2 separate regions of the Homo sapiens genome follow, and region 1 is linked to region 2. A link is a contact called in ENCODE Hi-C or POLR2A ChIA-PET data. All regions are on one chromosome and are shown on one strand. The core of a region is the stretch at or near the end of the contact, and the rest is flanking DNA. Distances in the headings are between cores, read along the strand shown. Region 1 has its middle 6.9 kb from the start of SYT9-AS1. Region 2 overlaps PPFIBP2 (PPFIB scaffold protein 2).

Region 1 (7,377 bases), core at 1,286-3,785, 60 kb after region 2:
TCCTAACTGGCACTAGCCAAATGCTGGGTATGCCAGGTGTGGCTGGGTGGGCTCAGGTGGCCTACTCTGAGTCTCTGTTTCTTCAGCACCTGGTAACCATATCTCTGCCAAGGGCTTCTGAAATCTTGTTTACATCCACACAGCTTGGGGAGGCCCTGGGAGTGAATAGTGGGAAGGTTACAGGGAAGGGGACTGATTGATTACTGAGAGCTGCTGATGGGGGTGGGATGTGGATTAGTGAATCCAGAGGTATGGAAGGTGTGGCTGCAGCTGGAGAAGGCTTGCTGGCCAGGAAATGATGTCATGTTGCTTGATGGTCACCTGGCTTCTTCCCTGCAGGTGAAGGGAAGTACACCCCAGGGCCAGGGCTGGCTGGCATGGGTGGGAAGGCTGGGTCTTCTCTGGGCTCTGTGTCTCCCCAGGATAGGACATACCCTTGGTCTGTGCTGCACAGGTTCCCAAGTTAGGTCTCTGGGGTTCTATAAACATTTTTTTTCTGGTGGGAACGGAGCCCTAGGACATAAAGCTGAGGGGTTACCTGCTGTTCCCAGAGAGTTCCTCCTTGGGTGATTTTTGTTCAGTGTCCTAGATCCAATATTGGGTCAATGTTTGTGCAAACTATTGGTTTCAGAGCCTTTAGCTACTAAAGGCCAGAGGCTTTTCAGGTAGTCATCTGACTATGACCAAGGTACTAGTCCTTTTCCTTTTTAGACTTGAATGAGAACGTATTCCATCTAGAAAAAGTACTGCCCACAAACCTTCTCCCTTCTCCCCTCCTCACCCAATAAGTCTGATTGATATTCTTGCTAAATGGATAATGGAATGGGTAGTTTGATTTTCAAAAACATAGGCTGAGATACAAGCATGATGGTTCTTGCAGTCAATAGAGCGTCAGGGCCCTGGAAATCCACGTCTCAGTCTGGTGCACACACAGGCCTGGTGGGTGGACAGCACTGGCTTGTGTGAGCCATGCAGTGTGGAGAAGGAAGGTTTTTGCTTTTGATACTCCAGACACCTCTGTCTTGATGTTCTCAGAAGCACAGAGTGGCATGAACTGGGGACAGAGGCATGAGCTTCCTAGGATGAAGATTTCTATCACTGCCCTAGGGGAGGGATCACAGGTTGGTTCTTAAAGAAGTAGGCTAGGGCAGGAGGGGCCCAGCACCCTCCCTGTGGGTCCCAGTTTCCTGCCCCAAATGTGAACCAACCACACAGATTGTCTTTCTGTCTTTTCTTCATCTAATACCTGCTTCTCTGTGCACAAGCTCCCCATCCAGGAGGCTCTCCTTTCTGCTGCCCTCCTCTCATCCATCTGGCTTACCTGTAGGACTGTGGTGAACTCTTTAGGGTATATTGAAAGAACTTATTTTGGTATTTAACTCAAAATGGAATTTCCTCTGTTTAGTGGGCCAGTTGTCATTTTATAATCCATGCTAGACATCACTGGTCATTACAAGGGCTTTCAGGACAATCTCAAAGTCAAATTCCTTTCCATTTATTAAAAATGAAAACCCATTGAAGGGGAAACTAAGAAACAATGGAGGGGGTAAAGAGACGGCTGATGTCTGTGGAAATCACCAAAACCTACCCTCCAGAGTTAGCCTGTGCTTGGATTTCTGGCAGCGTGTGTCTAGGATTGCATAGATCCCACCCCAGGTGCCCGGTTTCCTCAGTGCTGGGCACAAGCAGTTCCCTAGATTCACAGACACACAGACACCAGAGGTGGAAGAGCATAGAACATAGTAGGCCAACCCTTCCTCATGTGAGAAGAAACTGTGACCAGCAGGGGTGGTTTCAGCCTCAGCGGCAGGAGCAGAGCTCTGGGACCCAGCCCCAGCTCATGGCTCTGTCCACCACACTATGATGCATCTTGGTCTTGCCCAGTGTTCCTCAGGCTAGCAATCAGTTGCAAACACTGCAGGTGAAGGACAACTTTTCAATAGAAATGGAAGCCTTATTAAACATTAATGCTGTGGTCTTGGACATGATCCTTTCTTGACCCACATATGATGGGCCTGGAAAGGTGGGGTCACCTCTACTGACACTTTCCTGGCTGCAGACTGGGTTATGGAGGTGAGTGTCATCCATCCTCACATTGGATAAATTGATGGAGGAGCTGCCATGACTGAGGGTCACAGGTATCAAAGGAGACAGGAGGCTTCTCAGAAGACTAAACTACTGTGTTAGGTAGGCAGGTGCCTTATCTCTGGCATTCCCATGCAGCAACTTCTGTAAGAGTCAGAGAGCTTCTTTCTATAAAGGGATGCACAAAGTCAAGTCTCCCAGCTGTGGTAGGACCATGCTCCCCTCAGCCACTTTCAGGAAGGACATGGAGCCCTGCACCAGCCTCTTTGCAGCTGTTCCTGCACAATAATTGCATTTGTGCTTGTGTGTGTATATGTGTACAGTGGCCTAGAAATGCCAAGCACCATTATGTAAAAACCAGTGATGGGCTGGGCCAAGGCAGGAAGTTCTAGGCAGGGGTTTCCCATGGTCATGCTGTGTCTGAGTCCTTTGGGGATTGCCAAAGTCCTCTTAAGCCCAGAAGGGTAGAAGCCAAGTATAGTCACAGGTGCAGTGCTGTTTATCCCTCAGATATGGCCGTGACCTGGCTGCACCAGGGGCTGACAAGTGTCTGGCAGGATCCCTGACAGCAGAGAGTGTCTAGGAAGGTGAGGCCTGGAAATCACAGGATTGGTCAGTGGCAGAGCAGGTCCTCAGCCCCACCTCAGGAAAAGGCTGTCTCCAACCTGCACTGTGCTTGGTGGTAACTGGGTGGAGTTCCCTTTGTACTTTCTAGGAGCCAGCTGGTCTCCACCACTATGTCCAACTACCAGAATAGGGCAAATAATTTAGGATTAGAACCCAAAGAAGTGAGATCATGCACTAGAATAATTTCAAGTAGTGAGTAAAAGTTTAATCTTCCTTCCCAGTCATTAACCCCTGTATAATTACAGCTTCAAGACTGAAAGCTACCTTTCCCAAACTAGTGATTTTTCCTTGTTCCCTGGAGTCAAAGAAGGTCATAAGTTGAAGGTAGGTGGGGGAATCTTTCCTAATTTATATAAACACTTCTACAAGGACCTGCCGTCTTTATATAAACATCAGAAGACTTGAGGACCATGCTGGGGTCTTTTCTTTTCAAAGCCAGAAAAGGCCCACTGAGGGGCAATGGGTCCCACTGAGGCTTCACACATAGAAGTAGTCCTTTAGGAGGGATAATTGGTACCAGCAGAGAAGGGTACTGCTATAAAGGTAAAACTTGTTTCTGGAAGGTTTACTTACCAGTTGTTTATAGAGTTCATAAGCTCATCTCTAGAGCCCTGAATACAAATGTCTTCAGGTATTTGAAGAAAGGATTTCATTAGTCTTTGAGCTTTGAATTAGGCAAATTTTAAAAACTGCCTTTCTTTGATAAATTTAAATCTAAATCCAAGATCAAGCCTCTGGATACAGCTGCTGTGCAAAAGGAATTTTATCTAAATTGTGTGAATGTCTTGAAGATGATGTTCACTTGGTAGAAAAAAAAACTATCAATATTCCTATGTCAAATGGTTTTGAAATAACTTTAATTCAATGAATAAATTATTGGAATAATAGCTATAATAAATCTAGTATTGAGCCAAAAAATTAATTTTTCTATTATCTTTAATGTTTAAAATCACAAATTCAATTTTCAAAAAATAAAGAAAATGGATAAAAGCAATACCATCCATGTGCTATAAACTATAATATGCAATATTATCATCAATCCATTTCATATTGATATATATACTTTTTAAATTGTCTGGCAATGGTCATCCAGCTTTCACAGAGTAATCTATCTTAAGATATAGTTTAGGGAGGCAAAATCAATGACTCAAGAGGACAGAATCTGTGGCCCAGGTCCTTTTGACTTATTCTTTCCTTTCTACCAGGAGGAGGTGTCATGAGAACCACTAGCTGTTGTGAAAGTTTGGCATTAGCCTATGGATGAGCTGGGAGACCCTAATGACAGAGGCTTAGTCAAAATTTCTGGACTTCAGGGCTGGCTCCTGATCCTCTGAGGCCTTGTGGGCCATCTTTAATCTTTGTTGTTAATCCTTCCCAGGCCCAGAGCTCCTGGACACAAGTGGGAAGACACCAGGGAGTGAGGTGACAGAGGTGATCACGCAGCTAGTTGAATTTTGCAGCCCATATGCCCAGGGATCCCAGCAGCAAGTGACAAGTCTTTTGAGTGGAAGAAGGAAGTGGGTTCCTGCCATAGTCCTTGGGAGAAGCTTGATCTGTTCTCTTGGGAGACTGAGCAAAGAGAGCTTTATATCAGGGACACTGGAAGCAGGTCTGTGGCACTGCTCAGAGCTTGCTCCTTCCTTCCTTCCTTCCTTCCTTCCTTCCTTCCTTCCTTCCTTCCTTCCTTCCTTCCTTCCCTTCCTTCCCTTCCTTCCCTTCCTTCCCTTCCTCCCTCCCTCTTTTTCTTTCTTTCTCTATCTCTTTCTCTCTCTCTTGCTTGCTTGCTCACTCGCTTTTTCTTCCTCCAAAAGAACAGAGACTATTTTTGCCTCACATTCATCCTGGGCTTAGGGATGAAGACCAGGGCTCTCTCCTGCAGCTCCTAGATTGCCAATGTTCTCTTTTCCCATTTGCCTTGGAAGTTGTCCTGTAAGTCTTCCTTGGGGTACTTTCTTGACTTGTGGGACTTTTTTTCCAATTATTTTCTTTTCCTCAGTTTTCTATTTCACTTCTTCCATGAAGGTCAGCCTATCTTGGAATGCACTTGATAGAAAGTAGAATAGTGGGGCTGGGCGTGGTGGCTCATGCCTGTAATCCCAACACTTGGGAAGGCCAAGGCGGGTGGATCACCTGAGGTCAGGAGTTCGAAGCCAGCCTGGCCAACATGGCAAAACCCTGTCTCTACTAAAAATACACAAAAATTAGCTGGGTGTGGTGGTGGGCGCCTGTAATCCCAGCTATTCAGGAGGCTGAGGCAGGAGAATTGCTTGAACCTGGGAGGCGGAGGTTGCAGTGAGCCGAGATTGTGCCACTGCACTCCAGCCTGAAGTGGAGCGAAAATCCATCTCAAAAAAAAAAAAAAAAAAAAAAGAAAGAAAGAAAGAACGAACAAAGAATAGTGTATGCTATCCCAGAAAGGCCCCATTCATAACATGCCTCTCCTCTTGAAAGCTGATCTCAGAGACATACCAGCATTTCCTGAACATTGCCAAAGGCTTGACTCTGTCTTAGATGATCCCAAAGCAACACCTCTATAGCTGCGGAAGTGTCCACGGTGATTGCCAAAGGATACTGAGGGGTGTCCTTCCTCTTTGGTCCCGAGAGAGGACTGAAGAAGGAAGAGTCAGGAATTCCCATTAGAGAGAAAACCTGAGTCTCAGAGGAGTTTCACTGGCCACTCAGCCTCTGGTTGTGGTCTGTGCCAGCAACCAACTCAGGACTCCTGTGTGAGAGAGATACTCTTTGTAAGGATGTGGAAGGGCACAGTAAGCAACAGGTGAGCCTTCTTCTCTGGGTTGAGTTTGAATGGCAATACCAGAGGCTGGGCACTCCTAAGCTAGACACCCTCAATAGTCCCAGGTGGCTATCAGTGAAGTGGGTGGCCAGGGGCAGCTAAGTGGCCTGCAGAATTATCAGGAGCCACATACAGGCAGTAGACATTGTTTTTGGCTATATTCACATCCATATTAGTGTCCTTTTCTCAGTTCATTAAATTACTTTGCATAAAATTGTTTTCATTGAAAGTTCATAAGCACTGTATCAGTCAGAATCGGTTGCTTTTCTTTAGCTTATACTGTTTAACTGTCCAGTTTAGCTCTTCCCTTCTTCTCTACCCCTTATTACTCATTGCATTCTCCATGTGTGTTGAGCATTCGATGTGCTTTTAAAATGACAGCTACCTAGGAAGCCCTTTAACTCATTAACCTCCCCACTCCCACTCCCATCCCCACTTTCTCCAAAGATGGCCCTGATGAGCCACACCTTCTCGTATTCCATTCTTGTGTAATTTCTTTCCCGTTGAATCTGGGCTGATTCAAGATTATGACTTGCTCTTGACCCTAGTATGTGGCAGAAATGACTCTAGGTTCCTTTAGAACTTACTTAACAGAACCTTGTAGCATCTAGCTGGACCACTTGCAATGCTAGCTCTGGAGGAAGCCAGTCACTTTATCAGAACACTATCTTGAGATGTCCCTGTGGTGAGGAAGCCCGAACTAACCATATGGAGAGACTATGTGGAGAGAGATGTCCAGCCATTCTGCAGCTGTTCCAGTTATCTCAATTCCAGAGCCAGATGTGAGTGAAGAAGCCATTATGGACATCCATCCGAGGCAGGCATTCAGATGATGCCAGCCCCAGATGCCATCTGAGAGCAACCATGAGACTGCAGGGGAGAGCATCAACTAAGCTCAGTCAACTCAGATAATCATGAGAGACAATATATTTCTATTTAAGCCACTATGTTTTGGTGCTTTGTCATGCAGCAGTAAGTCATTGGAATGTCCCCCCTCCCACCCCCCGCATTGCAGGACAGGGTGGCCATGAAAATAGCAAGCCATTTTCCATACCTATCCTTTGTCAGTCTCCCTGACTCAAGTGTAAAATAAATAATTATTTTCTTCTCATCATATGAAATGTAGTTCTACTGATGGCCATGTGAACTAAACAATACCTTTTTTTTTTCTTTTTTAGAGAGACAGGGCCTTGCTCTGTCACCCAGGCTGAAATGCAGTGTTGCAATCTTGGCTCGCTGTAGCCTCAAGCTCTTGGACTCAGGCGATTCTCCTATCTCAGCTTCCTAAGTAGCTGGGACTACAGGTACATTGCTAATTTTTTAAAAATTAGCCGGGGGGGCGGGGGGTCTCTTTTGAAATTAGATGGTGGTCTCTCCATGTTGCCAGACTGGTCTTGAACTTCTGGTATCAAGTGATCCTCCCGCCTTGGCCTCCCAAAGTGCTGAGATTACAGGTGTGAGTCACTGCACCCAGCCCTAAATCATACCATTTAGAGTCATGATTGTTGGAGAATTTTGAAAACATCTGCATTGTAGAAACCTTTCCCCTCCCCTCCCTGACCCTTGCTCCTGTCATGTACCAGTGTACTTCCTGGACATCAAAGTGCCTGCTGCATATGTCCAACTCACTGGCTGGGAGGGTGCTTCAGCAGCAACACACATCAAGGGCAGGTCTCCTTGAAGCCAACAGAAGTAAGAGGAAGGGGCTGAGAATCAGTGCCAGTTGGGTGGGGGGACACCTGGCCTCTCCCTCTCTCGGCACCAGCTTTTCCCAAGGTCTGATCAGAATGTTTCCTTTCTACTGCCATGTCCATTTTTTCATGGTATTTTAATTTCCTTCTTTATCCTGGAAAAGACATTGGAGAATCCCC
Region 2 (7,364 bases), core at 473-2,972:
TGAATTCAGGCAGTCCAACTCCAAGGTTATGTTCCTAACCACTACGCTGGACGCACTTCCTCACTGAGCCTGACCTGCTCCTGGGTTCCTGATACCCCAGCCGCAAGAGAGCATCCTTATGCCACTGTGCCTTTGTCATGCTGTTTCCTCAACTAAAGGCCCCTTCCCCAATCTCTGTCCATCAAAACTAATTTTTCAATGCTCAGGCAAGTTTTCTCTATGACAGCATCCCCACCCCTGCCTGTTGAAATGAATCTTGGCTGAGACATGGGCTCCCACCTCCATTTAGTTTCTGCTTCATGTTGTCATGGGCAAGACCCAATGGGAGGATACTAACTTCCTCTCTTTCCAGGATTTCCTCCCCTGGGAAACAGCTCAGTATCTGATGGTGGAAATGAAAGAAGGAACTGAGCATGTGCAGCTCAGCCCATCCTCCCCTCTCCCTAGAGCCACCTTGGCAAAGGAAGTGGCCTGCACCAGAAAGAGCCTATGAGGTCCCATCAGGGCCTGTAGTGATGCACCTGCAATGCACATGGTGCCTTCTATTTGAGAGCATGGCTCCCCAGCAACCTGCGGATGATGCTGTAATTCATTTTGCCAGGTGGGGTAAGGCCAGGAAGGCGGTCTGGGAAAGCAGGCATTTGCGTTGTGGCCACTGCACAATGCCTGCCAGAGTAAATTAAATTGGTGTCTGGCTTATGGACCAGCCTTGTCAGGTTGGTCAGTGTGAATTAAGCTCTGGGCAACAAGCCCCTCCCAGTGAATGGATAAGGGTGTCTGACCTGTGGTAGTCCTTACCTCCATTCTCTCCCCTGTCCACACCACACCTGCCCCCACAGCAGACAGAGAGCCTCATGCCCCTGACAGGACCCGGTTGGCAATGTGCCTCCTCAGCCCCAGAACTTACCCTTCAAGGGAAGCTACCCTCATTTTCCTTCTTACAGCAAAGAACACACATGCATACACACAATTTACCTCCAGGGAGGAACAAATGGACGTGAAATTATTTCATTGCCTCAACCAGATCATAAACAGATTCAGAGAAATGCTTCAAATGCAACCTCAAAGTGAATATTTCCAAAAAGCTTCATCTCAAAAATTGCCCCCCTAAAAAATAATACAAGCAAGAGGTTAAGCTAAATGATGGGTAAGAGGATGCATTTTACTATTTCTATTTCTGTGTACATTTGAATTCTTTTTATAGTAACAGGCTAACACAAAAAACCAAACCACCACCTGGGGATGTGGACTTTTCAGGGCAGGGGGCAGAGAATTCTACTTTCCCTTCCAGCAGAACTGAGATTTGAACCTAAGTTCCTGATGACTCATTTGGTGCTCTTTCTACAGTGCCATTCAAACTCCCTGAATAGGTCCTAACATTCCACCAAACTCTCCTTACCTCTCACCTCACCACAGTTTAGAACCTCATCATCTCTCAGCCAGATTGCAAAAGCTGCTTCCTCTGGGCTTTCTACCTCTAGCCAACTTCCCTGCAATCTGTCTTTCTTTCCCTGTGCAGGCAAGACATGTTCCATGGAGCTCATGACATGCTCCTCTGCTCTCAAACATTCCTCGGCTTCACAGTGCTTTCAGGAGAGAAGCTGCATTTTGCAGCTCTGCCAAAGTCCTCTAATACAGTTAACCTTCCCCGCTATAGTCCTCACCACTCTGAGTTCCAGCTTCACTGGACCACGTCCTACCCTCGCATACAGAAATACCCCATTTTCTGTACTTCCTCTACGTGGGTGCTTTTCTCCATCTCTACTTTCAAATCCCACCCATGCTAAGGCCTTATCCAAATGACCACTGCCAGAAAACCTTTCCTAACACCATTACCCCTCATCCCTGAAGGTGCTGGATGCCTCAGCTCTGCTCCTGTCATATCTGGTACACACCTTTATCGTCAGAGCTGTCTATATTATTTATGAAGATGATAATAATTTGTATTATTTCTCAATGTGTCTGCCTCCCTGTCTAGATTAACTGCTAGAGAGCAAGGAGTATGCTCCATTCACCTTTCTATCCTCAGAGCCCAGCAAAGAACCTGGCACAGGACCTTCAGTAAATGTTTGTTGACACAAAATGTTAAGTGTTTGTGTACCTGAGTGGAAAGTGAAGGGAGGCTGGGCATGTAACCTTGGCCAGCACTCTGAAAGAAGGATTGGGGGCTATCCATGACAGCCTCTCTCATCGAACTTTCTCCACACCTGGGGTCCCTTCTCTCTTACAGCCAGATATTCAGAGGTGAAAGCGTCTCTACCATAAGGGGAACTTACGCTTGGGCCTGGCATGAGTGAGAGACATAACTGATGGATGCAATTGTATTCCTGAAGGACCAATGAGAAAAAAGGATGTCACTTCCCCTAATAGATAATAAAACCAGGCACTTCTCCCTATTCCATTATTTTAGAATGCTAAGCAACAACAACAAAAAAAAACAGATATGAATTGGTAAGTTTTCTCTATTAGCTGGAGCGTGCGTAACTTTTGCCTATAGCCAACTCCCTCCTACGAGCCTCCCTGGCTGCCTGCTGAGGAATAGGCCCCAGAATTTGGCAGGCTGGAGGTAAACACTAATTGAATTAATCAAAATGTATTCTGTAATTTGAGCCTTCATTTCAACATTTGTTGAACAGTTTAATTTTGATTCAATGCAATGCTTTTCCCCTTGCAATAAAAAAAGTTAAGTCAGTAGAAGACCAAAGAATTTCTTTAAAGACAGGCCTGTGTGCACTGTCAACAACAGCCTGGCCTCTGCCTCCATCAGAGGAGAAGGAGGCTTCCCCCGAAGGCCTGGGCTGGAGGGTATTAGCAGCTCTGTGTTCACTGGAGTTCCGAGGGCCACACGGGAGCCAGATGAAGACACTGCACAGAAACTACTGCTGCCAGAGAGCCTGACTACAAGTAAACAGCTCGGCCTGGAGCTGAGCCTTTGGACGAGGCCAGTCAGGCTTCCTCCACTAGCTAGCTGGGTCCACCATCCTCTCCTGGTCCCAAGGTTGGCAGGATCAGTAGTAAGTGCCTCTCCATGCTTCACCATGACACTGAGCCTTGTTCAATGAGGATTTTGGAAACACCCTGTTATGAGCTGAATTGTACCCACACCCTCAAAATTCTTATGTTGAAGTCCTAACCCCCAGTACCTCAGAATGTGACTATATTTGGAAATAAGGTCTTGAAAGAGGTAATTACATTCCAATGAGATAATTAGGGTGGGCCCTAATCCAATAGGTGGTGTACTTAAAAGCAGAGCAGATTAGGACACATGGGTACAGAGGAAAGACCATGTGAAGACAAAGGGAGAAGACAGCCATCTAAAAGTCAAGGAGAGGCTGGGCATGGTGGCTAATGCCTATAATCCCAGCACTTTGGGAGGCCGAGGTGAGTGGATCACTTGAGGCCAAGAGTTCAAGACCAGCCTGGACAACATGGTGAAACCCCATCTCTACTAAAAACACACACACAAAAACTAGCCAAGTGTGGTAGTACATGCCTATAATCCCAGCTCCTCAGGAGGTTGAAGCAGGAGATTCACTTGAACCCAGGAGGTGGAGGATGCTGTGAGCCAAGATCGTGCCACTGCGCTCCAGCATGGGCAACACAGTGAGACTCCATCTCCAAAAAGAAAAAAAAAATTAATAAAAAATAAATAAAAGTCAAGGAGAGGCCCCAAAAGAAACCAACCCTGCCAACACCCTGATCTTAGAGTTCTGGCCTCCATAATTGTGAGAAAATAAATTTCTGTTGTGTAAGCCCCCCAGTACTTTGTTATGGCAGCCCAAGCAAACTAACACACACCCCCATTTGATCCTACACACGCAGCTGGGAAAGTTATGGGAAGAAGGCAGCCTCCTCTCCAGGGCTGTCGGCCTCTATCCTGACCCACTGGTGTTCCCCTTCCCTCTTAATCCAGGAGAGACTTTCTTCACATCCTCAGACCTTAAACCACATCAAGGTAAGCACAGTTCCCAATATTCCTTTATCTGTATTCTTTGTAAGTCAGCTCTAAGTCGAATCCCACCTCTGGACCGAGACCATTTAGTGAGGCCAGATTTTAGGATGCTACAAAGAGGAAACCCTAAGATCCTGCAGCCTGACCAGATGTCAAGCTGCATTCAAGGGCCAAGAGCCCTGGGCCCAGCTATCTTCAACTCAGTTCAAAAGCTCCAGCATGTGGGGAGGCAGGGGAAGGGTTGGTCCCTAACCTTGGCTTGCCAGTCACAAGATATTTGCCACTTGGATCACTTCCCTCCCCTAAGAGTTCAGAGGCCAGAAAGTGGTTTAGGGACTTTCCCAAGAAAAGTGATCTAGGAATCCCCCACTTGCACAAGTGTTCCTGCAGGCCAAAGACAGGCCTGCTGGAGAATGACACTGTACTAGGTAGCCCCTTCCCTGCAGGCCCAAGTGGTTTTGCTCCTGGAAGTTTGTTAGCTGGACTCCAGGGGAGTGGGAAGGTCTAATGATCTCCTGGGACCTCTCTCCCATCTTTCTCAGCTCTTCCTTTCCATAAAGCAGAGTCTTTATTCCCCTATAGAAGATACCCAAACAGTTCCTCAGAATCAAAGGAAAAAGTGAAAATTACAGAGGTCTATGTGACTCCAAATGGCCACAGAAGGGGTAGTATAGACGCTGGGTCCCCATACCCCCAGCCTCAAGCCTTCTGAGGCTCCTTTCTTCCCAAGTGAGGTGCTTCTTCCCCTGAAGAAAGAGAGGAGCAGCATGCAGCAGAAAGAGCCCAAGCTTTGTCTTAGTCTGTCCAGGCTGTTTTAACAAAATTACCATAAATTGGGAAGGTAGCTCACAAACAATGGAAATGTATTTCTCACAGCTATGGAGGCTGGGAAGCCCAGGATCAAGGCACCAGCAGAGTCAGTGTCTGGAGCAGGATTGCTTCTTGGTTCACAGATGGTGCCTTCCAGCTATGTCCTCACATGGTGGAAGAAACCAGCTAGTTCTCTGGGGCCTCTTTATAAAGGAACCAATCTCAAGCATGAGGGCTCCACTCTCATGACCTAATCACCTCCCAAGGCCCCACCTCCTAATACCATCACTTTGGGGATTATATTGCAACATATGAATTTTTAGGAGACATAAACATTCAGACCATAGCAAAGTCAGACAGATTTGGGCTTAAATCCTTGCTCCACTACTTATGAGCTGGATTCGTTTTTTGCCTTGGGTAATATGGACATTAACCTCTCAGGTTACTATGTAATGGATATAATATCTGCCTTACACAGGGTTAGTCAGAGGGTTAAGAAAGAGGACAGAATAAACTACCCACCTCAGTGCCTGGCCCAGTAAGTATGTAACACTCTGCCTCTCCACATCAGAGAACATGTTCCCAACTGTACTATTCCAGAAGATGGATTTGGCCAAGACCCTTCATCAGGGCCTAAATGTTGGGATCAGGGTTAAAAAAACAACAACCATGATGTTGAGTTCCTTTGAGAAGTTGCCAAATCTCTTGCAGGTAGCCCCCAAAGTGGCAGACCCTGGGATACAGCAGCTCAAACAGCACACATGCTCCAGGTTTTCTGCGTCTCTCTAGCAGTACCTGACAAAACAGGGCAAGGTTAGGGCCACAGGGCCTTCCAGAGCTGAAGGTTTCCTAGGGATCACACGGCCACTCTTACAGCCCCTCGGTTCCTTCCTCAGCCATTCCACGAGGGTCACAAGGTGACCTGCTTAGGAACAGTGAACAGGCCGAGTTATGAGGCTCAGGGGCCATCCCAGGGGCAGGTACCTGACAGAGAAGACACCGCTGGGGAAATGGATTTTGGGAGGCCTCAAACATGGAGGCTAAAGCTGAACTGGGCTCTGTAGGGTTAGGGAGGGGAAGGGCCAAGTCTTGACCACGTTCATGGCTGGCTGGCTTTGTCCTCGGTGCAGCAGTCCCTGGCTCCATGCACTGGCATCAAGAGAGCCCATAATAACTCTAGAGATGGCCTTGAGAGAAGATGGCTGAGCCGTACTGGTATCTGAGAAAGGCCTCCCGGTTATTCTCAGTGGACACCACACTCTTTGGGGACACCGATAGCCAGACAGGCAATCACTCCAGGAATTACTGAGGGAAGGTTTCCATATACGATGTGTAACAGTGATGTAATGAGATGCATTTTTCATGGAGCCGATAAGATCTGTCTCATTAACTCCATTTCCCATTCAGCTGTCACTTGGCTTATCTAAAATTCTCTTTTAAATATAAATCATAACATTTGAGGACTGGATTTGTGACCCTGGAAGAGCCTTTAACGGGTTCTCACAGTGTACCTTATTAAGTGGTAGGACAAGGAGGTAGAGCTTCCTCCCACATTGTCTCCTGTTAACATGAAATCCTGCGTCACTGCAGCCCAGATGCTCCCCCAACTTCTTCCTCTGAATATTTCCTCTGTCTTCTCAGTGGTTACTATTGCCTCGCAGGTGGTCTCAACTTTTCTCTCCAGGCTGAGGAAAAGCCTCCCATTAGGAAGTCTGAAGGACCCTGGGTCCACCCTGAGGACAGAAGCAAGGCGTGGCCACCAGGGCTAGATCTGAGTTCTGAGCTCCAGGAGGAAGGCCAAACTGGATGGAGAACTGGGCCCTGGGCAGACCTGCTCAGCAACAAAGACTGGCTGACTGTACTAGATATACGCATAAGAACCCCAACTTGAGCAGGCAGTCCTCACCAACACCCACCTGCTCAGAGCTTGAACATGTGATCTGTGAAAACAATGTTGTCCTTTCATGCAGGTATCCCAGCACCCACTCTACACCCCTGCATGGGCAGGCTCTCAGCAAATGCTTACTGAACTGTATCGGTCCCTCCTCTCAACCCCTACAGCCCCACCTGGGTTACTGCCCACATTTCTCTGACTCTTACCCTCATCCCACGCTTCCAAACCTCTTGGAGTACCACTCTTGCTAAACATCTCTTAGGGCTGACACCTTGGTATCCTAAACAGGTAAGGTTGGTTGTAGGTAACTTGTTACTAATGATAGAAGCTTTTTGTATAAATTAGAGAAGATTCAGGCTTATCTTGCCCCATTCTAATATACTTTATTGAAGGGATGAGAAAATACTGGAATTCAGCCAGCAATTCAGAAATTGCCTATAGTGGTCTGGGAGTAACAGTTTCTATTGTAATGTGAAAACTGCATTTAGGAAGTTAGAGATTAACTTCCTAAATATATATGTGTATGCATGCATATATATGTATTAGAACTCAGATATGCTTTGTGACTATCTGGCCATGTCCACTAAGTGCCTCTCAAAGGTTAATGTGGTTTGCCATGTGCCATCTGACCATCTTCCTGCCTAAATACGGTAAGAACAGGTCTTCACTGTAAATTTAAGACTGCATAATCTGGACTCTAAACATAGT

Evidence for each region. Hi-C counts contacts between places; a loop is a spot of excess contacts on that map. ChIA-PET counts read pairs that join two places held with the same protein, here RNA polymerase II (POLR2A). Pooled maps may share reads with other maps.
Region 1: a loop to region 2 is called in a pooled map, with 1.8 times the contacts of the local background. The contact joins two enhancer-like sites. A Hi-C loop is called at or near these places in 2 of 168 maps with a recorded cell type or tissue (B cell and Caco-2) and 2 of 50 pooled maps. POLR2A ChIA-PET finds 5 or more read pairs at or near these places in 3 of 52 experiments (BJ, GM12878 and activated B cell).

Annotation. Positions count from the first base shown.
Region 1 is chr11:7,469,074-7,476,450 of GRCh38, reverse strand. No RefSeq gene overlaps it. Among named protein-coding and RNA genes, the nearest start is that of SYT9-AS1, 6.9 kb to the right of the region's middle. RefSeq lists an enhancer at 2,404-2,633. Within about 2 kb of position 2,535, at least 2 of the 41 ENCODE cell types and tissues checked have a DNase peak (open chromatin) inside an H3K27ac peak, as active enhancers do; they include B cell and GM12878, where a contact is called at or near this core.
Region 2 is chr11:7,528,108-7,535,471 of GRCh38, reverse strand. All of the region lies in intron 1 of PPFIBP2 (PPFIB scaffold protein 2), which reads right to left. The region is part of intron 1 of LOC124902806 (leucine-rich repeat extensin-like protein 5); the gene reads left to right. Among named protein-coding and RNA genes, the nearest start is that of PPFIBP2, 18 kb to the right of the region's middle. RefSeq lists enhancers at 4,168-4,337, 6,532-6,581. Within about 2 kb of position 1,722, at least 4 of the 41 ENCODE cell types and tissues checked have a DNase peak (open chromatin) inside an H3K27ac peak, as active enhancers do; they include B cell and GM12878, where a contact is called at or near this core.